Regions from separate parts of the Homo sapiens genome. Here region 1 is linked to region 2. A link is a loop called in an ENCODE intact Hi-C map of the cell type or tissue named here. Cell type or tissue: GM12878. All regions are shown on one strand. Links, peaks and the distances in the headings refer to the core of each region. The heading gives the core; the rest is flanking DNA.

Region 1 (2,820 bases), core at 132-2,631, 67 kb before region 2:
GTTAAACTGCCCTTTATACAACCTGTGGAATTTATATTTCAGCATATATCTTATAGGTAAGATTACTGATGACATTTTGTGTGGAAGATGGAATTTCATACTGGATTCAGATTTTGTTGACTTTTGTGGCCTAAGCTAGGCCTCTGAATTTTTCTCTATAAAGCTATTTTGTGATATTTCTTATATTCTGGGGAGAAATACATGAATGAATACTAGGATTGCTGTGGGGAAAGGGAGGAAGACAGACCTTCTGTGCCTACAAGAAGGTTAAGGTTTACTCAAACATGGAACTTCTATCTATAAACCATGCATAGAGGATGGAATTGCAAAATCCTGGCCTAACTGTATTTGCTGGGTATGGTTAGAAGGAAGAGGGTTTGGGTAAGGCATTCCTACTGGGGTTTAGTTCAAGTGTCTGAATTCCACCACTGTAGCTGTGACTCTGGACCCAGTAAACCATATCTTCTCTTCAGAGCCATGTGGATTATTTAGTCACCACAGCTGCCATGCATGCATACTACCAAGGCAGGCATCTCTTCGGTGTGCATGTGTGATGCCTGTTAATGGTAATGTGAGTTACGAATGTGCACAGAAAGGAGGATGAGTTTCTCCTGAGACAAAAGTCCTGATTACATTTCGCTGTGAAGACGACTTTTAGTGTACCTACCACATTAGCTGCTTTTCTAAATGAAACACTTGGTTACTTTAAATTCTCACTCCCTTCTCTGATTCCCTGAACTAGTTAAATCAGTGAATCCTCATTAGTCTCTGATTACTTGCAAAATTTCATTTAAAACATATGAAGTTATTTTTGATTGAAAAGGGAACAAAAAGCTTTTGAAATTGCATGTTATTATTTAAACAAAGGTTTCTACAGGCTTTCAGATGTACTAAGCCCTGCAAATAATTTATAGAGGAATTATTGGGAAGGACTTATGAAATTCTTGAATGGCATTTGATGGGGAGGAAATCATTGCATTAAAAAATATATATATTTGAAATGGCAAGCTTAAATGTGCATCTTACCTTTACTATCCAAGTGTCCTTAAATGAGGAAGAATTGACTTAGGTGGTCTTACAAGTTTCATTTTTCTTTCTTTTCTCCTCCCACCATTGTTTTTTTTTAAAAAAAAAACTACAGGTGAAGGTTGTTGGAATTCATAGTCAGATATATCATTTTCAACTTGGAATAGGAACTAGAGCAGGAAATTGATTTTATATTTATTATGAAAGCAAGAACTCTGCCACCAACTGACAGCCATCCATGTTTTAGTTTTGTGATAATTGTTCACAGACATTACTCTGTAGTTGGTCCAGATTATTTATAATGTTGATTGGGACTGTTGGTCCATTAAAAGATATGTGTGTAATTAATATCTTTAATTAAACCTAGTAATATTGGCATATTTTATTTTTCTTTTACACTGGATCTTGGGTCTAGGATTAACTGTCAGTACTGGTAAGAACAAGTTATAATAGATTGTGCAGTGATTTCTGTGGCTTCATGGATGTATTTATTACCATTTTTGAACAAATTACACTAACATGAAAAGTTGTATTTGAAATGATTGTGTGCTAGATAAGGTGATACATTACAGGAATGGTTGGGTTTATGGAGCTTTATGCAGAGGTTTTCTCAGAAATTATAGCACAGGGCTGTCACTATAAAACCCAGTGATACAGTTGGTAATAACATACAGTGAAGATATTTTTAGATTTTCACTTGTTATTCAAATAAGTGAGAAACCTCCAGTTTTTCTCATCATATTTCTTTGTTAGAATCAGTAGAGAAAAAAATGAAGGAAAATTCTTTTAACTGTGTATGAGGTGTGGGTGTTTGACTTGTCTGAATTTCCTCGTGTTCACCACTTGTTACAGCAGTGATGTGATACTGAGGATGTCCTTAGGAACTTACTGACTTCTTGGTTCTTGACCTTTTGACTGTGATCAAGTAGAGATACTGAATGCCTGAAAATGAAATGATGGACTCTATAAACATAAATTCTGTTCTGTCAATGTATTGCATGAACTAATTTTGATTTGCCTAAATTTATGGCATTTTGTATTCAATAAAGGAAATATTTCTTACTTTCAGTGTAATCAGTATAATGTTATAGTTCTAACATCAAACCAGTTTCCTTTTTTTTTTGACTGATTATCATTGTGGCTGCTTTTTAATTACTGTGATTATTATGTTACTTTTAAATTTCTAATATTTTGCAGAATATTGACATGCCATCTAATAGTGTTTTCTAAAGACTGAACTTTAATCAGTATGAGTGCTTTAACTTGAAAATTAGGAGTTCAAAGTTTTCGTTTAGATGACTGATGTTCAGTGAGTGAATAATTTCAGAAATATAAACATTTTCCAATATAAAAAAGTAGCTGTCAACCATTGTAATGTGAAAAAAAGATAAGATGTTCCCATAAAGTTTTCCCTTTCAGTTTTAAATGTTAGAATTGATGGCCAAGCTGTAGAATTTCTAAACCTCTTCTTCCTTAAGCGATTATAATTTGCTGAACTTTAATGCAGCATGCTGAAAAAATAAGCCTCTCCCCTCCAGAAGATTCCATTCATTTAATAATGATAATAAAAATTACTGCCATTTATTGAGCAATGTCTGTGTGCAGCAATGTCTGCGTGCTGGGTGCTTTACATGCATTTCTTTAAAAAAAATTCATGCTTTAAATCTAAAGTAATATATACTTATTGGGAAAAATAATATAATGCTGATGACATATTATTTCTTAAACTTGTAGCAATGCTCCAAGGTAGGTATTTTAATTCTCAATTTGCATATGAGGAAGGTGACACTGAGA
Region 2 (2,820 bases), core at 159-2,658:
TGTTTGCCTATTTAGCAAGTATGCCTCTTGTATGTGTAAGTTTGTGGTATGGTCATATTTGATGACGCTTCTGTGGTTCTTGAAACTCCAAAATACAGTTGTGGGAAAAGTGGAGAAACGAACATTCTCTGGTTCCCTCTGCAAATGCTGACCATTGCTGTTGATTATTGACATTTTCAAATTTACTTCAGTCACTGTAATATATAAAAATAAGCATCACAAATAAAAGTTGTCATGACCCTGTGAGGAAATTGTTGTTGATGTGCTATTTAACTTTTATTTACCTGTACATGCTGCTCAGAAAATGGTTTTTATGTACCAGTGTGTGTTATGCTGTTCATTGAAGTATTACCATAGCAACAGTAATATCTCTTGCTTTCATCTTAATGCTGATTTCAAGATACAAAGATAGTTTTTAAAAGACTGAATTTAACATATATAATGTTAATATGGTCCTTTTTAAGGAGGATAAATTACTTTTTTTTTTGGTAATAGTGTTAAATAAAGTTTTAAAGGCTAAATAGTCTGTTAGTGCCTCAATGAAATTTCTGTGTTAGCTACTTTGGATCAGTCTCCTTTTTTAAAAAAAGAAAGAAAGAAAGATTAAAAAAGAATTCTGTATGTTTTTATCTTGGGGTTTAGAAGACAGAAAAGAATGGTTAAGAGAAGGAAGTACAGATCCAATGGGAAACAGTTAAAAGATTTGGAACGTGTTTTGACTAGAGAAAAGTAGGCTAGGCTGGGCGCGGTGGCTCATGTCTGTAATCCCAGCACTTTGGGAGGCTGAGGTGGGTGAATGACTTGAGGTCAGGAGTTCGAGACCAGCTTGGCCAACATGGTGAAACCCCATCTCTACCAAAAATGCAAAAATTAGCCAGGCATGGTGGCCCGCACCTGTAGTCCCAGCCACTCAGGAGGCTGAGGCAGGAGAATTGCTTGAACCTGGGAGTCAGAGGTCGCAGTGAGCTGAGATCGTGCCACTGCACTCCAGCCTGGGTGACAGAGCAAGACTTTGTCTCAAAAAAAAAAAAAAAATGTAGGCTAAAGGGTTAAAGGATTTTTATGAGCTTGATGCCAGGTGTTTGACCTCTGTATACAACTACTATTATTATTTTTAGCTTTATCAATAAAGGATGAAACATAAGGAAGTGTCCTGAAAGTGAAAGTAAGAAAGATTGTGGTTTGATTTGTAGAGGGGCTACGTAACCACTAGAGTGAAAAATGACTGGTCCGTTTGTGAGTCTCTGTACCTGTTGATCTGTCTTGGGTGTGTGCTAGATATGCCTGGAATGAAGAATCTTAACCAGAAGCATGCTCAAGGGCCTGTCCACAGTTCCGTTATTCCATGATGCCTTATTGATCCAGTATTTCAAAGGAAAGTATACCTTTCTTTATTATGAGAATGCATATTTAATTAATTTGTTGTGCACAGGACACTTAGGCTTCTCATTGCTGTTTTCCAGGTGTCTCAAAGGACAAGATAACTCTAGTCTCCAAGGTATATTGTAAGTCTAGTCCTAGGCCTTCCTAGTTTATAAGGAAGTTAACAGGGTCTAGAAAGATACAGTCTTTCAGACTAACAGGTTCTTATTGATTGTATTAGAATTTAAATTAGAATCTATATGATGAATTACATTTGATGAATCAGTTGGCTTTTTTTTTTTTTTAAATACTCATTGCTTACTAGACAGTGGGGGACAACAAAGTCTCCAGAAATGGCTGATCTCAGCATTGCTATCTGTAGCCGCAGCTGTTGTTATGTAACAATAACGATAGCTACCATTGACTGAACGTTGACTGTTTGCCATGCGTTGTGAAAAGTGCTTTACATGCATTAGTTCATTTAATCCTTGTATCAACTCTATGATTTAGGCCACTGATTCTCGGACTTTTTGTTTTCAGGATCTCTTTCCATACCACATTTAAAATTAAAAATAATTGAGAATTGCCAGGCATAGTGGCTCACGCCTGAAATCTCAGCACTTTGGGAGGCTGAGGCAGTGGATCACTTGAGCTCAGGAGTTCGAGACCAGCCTGGATAACATGGCGAAACCTTATCTCTACAAGAAATACAATAATTGGCTGGGCGTGGTGGCATGCACCTATTTTCCTAGCTATTCAGGAGGCTGAGGTGGGAGGATAGCTTGAACCTGGGAGGTGGAGGTTGCAGTGAGCTGAGATTGTGCTACTGCACTCCAGACTGGGCAACAAAGTGAGACTCTGTCCCCCGCAAAAAAAAACAATTATTGAGAACCTAGCAAGCTTTGGCTTATGTGGGTTATATTTATTAGTATTTACTGTATTAGAAATTTAAAAATTTTATTAGTTTATTTTAAAATAACAATAACACGTTAGCATAAGTATCATTTTAAAATAAAAAACAACTTATATTTCCAAAATAAAAAATTAGATGATTGATATTGTTTTACTTTTTTTTTTTTTTAACAAATTCTTTAATGTCTGGCTTCAACAGCTGTTTTCTCATATTTCCTTCTGCATTCTGTTGTGATGCCATGCTTCACGTAGCCTGTTGTCAACTTCATTGTATACTCATGAACAAATTAGAGTTAAAACAGAAAATGTGACATCTTAATGAATTATGAAAACAGTTTTGACCTTGCAGAGCCCTGAGGGTACCTCAGTGACCCCACGGGTACCTGGGCCACAGTTTGAAAACCACTGATTTAGAAAGTATCCTCATTTCATCAGTAAGCATCACTGTGTACTTCTGCTATCCTGTATTGCTAACAAGTGTCCATTTTTCTTTTTTACTCTCAATTTTGGCATTTAGAGGATCAATTCATGATTGTGATATCGCCA

What was found. Hi-C counts contacts between places; a loop is a spot of excess contacts. Peaks named below come from ENCODE experiments on the same cell type or tissue, not always from the same donor. Only the 100,000 strongest peaks of a DNase experiment are listed, where the experiment ranks them.
Region 1: a loop joins it to region 2, with 2.3 times the contacts of the local background. A loop is called at or near these places in 36 of 110 quality-filtered maps.

The regions. Positions count from the first base shown.
Region 1 is chr9:125,756,159-125,758,978 of GRCh38, forward strand. The region is part of intron 2 of PBX3 (PBX homeobox 3); the gene reads left to right. Among named protein-coding and RNA genes, the nearest start is that of PBX3, 10 kb to the left of the region's middle. RefSeq lists an enhancer at 2,555-2,820. In GM12878, for the core only: no CTCF peak of the experiment used is centred there; no DNase peak of the experiment used is centred there; H3K4me3 peaks cover 557 bases.
Region 2 is chr9:125,823,057-125,825,876 of GRCh38, forward strand. All of the region lies in intron 2 of PBX3 (PBX homeobox 3), which reads left to right. Among named protein-coding and RNA genes, the nearest start is that of PBX3, 77 kb to the left of the region's middle. In GM12878, for the core only: no CTCF peak of the experiment used is centred there; a DNase peak (open chromatin) is centred at 1,225; H3K27ac peaks cover 287 bases.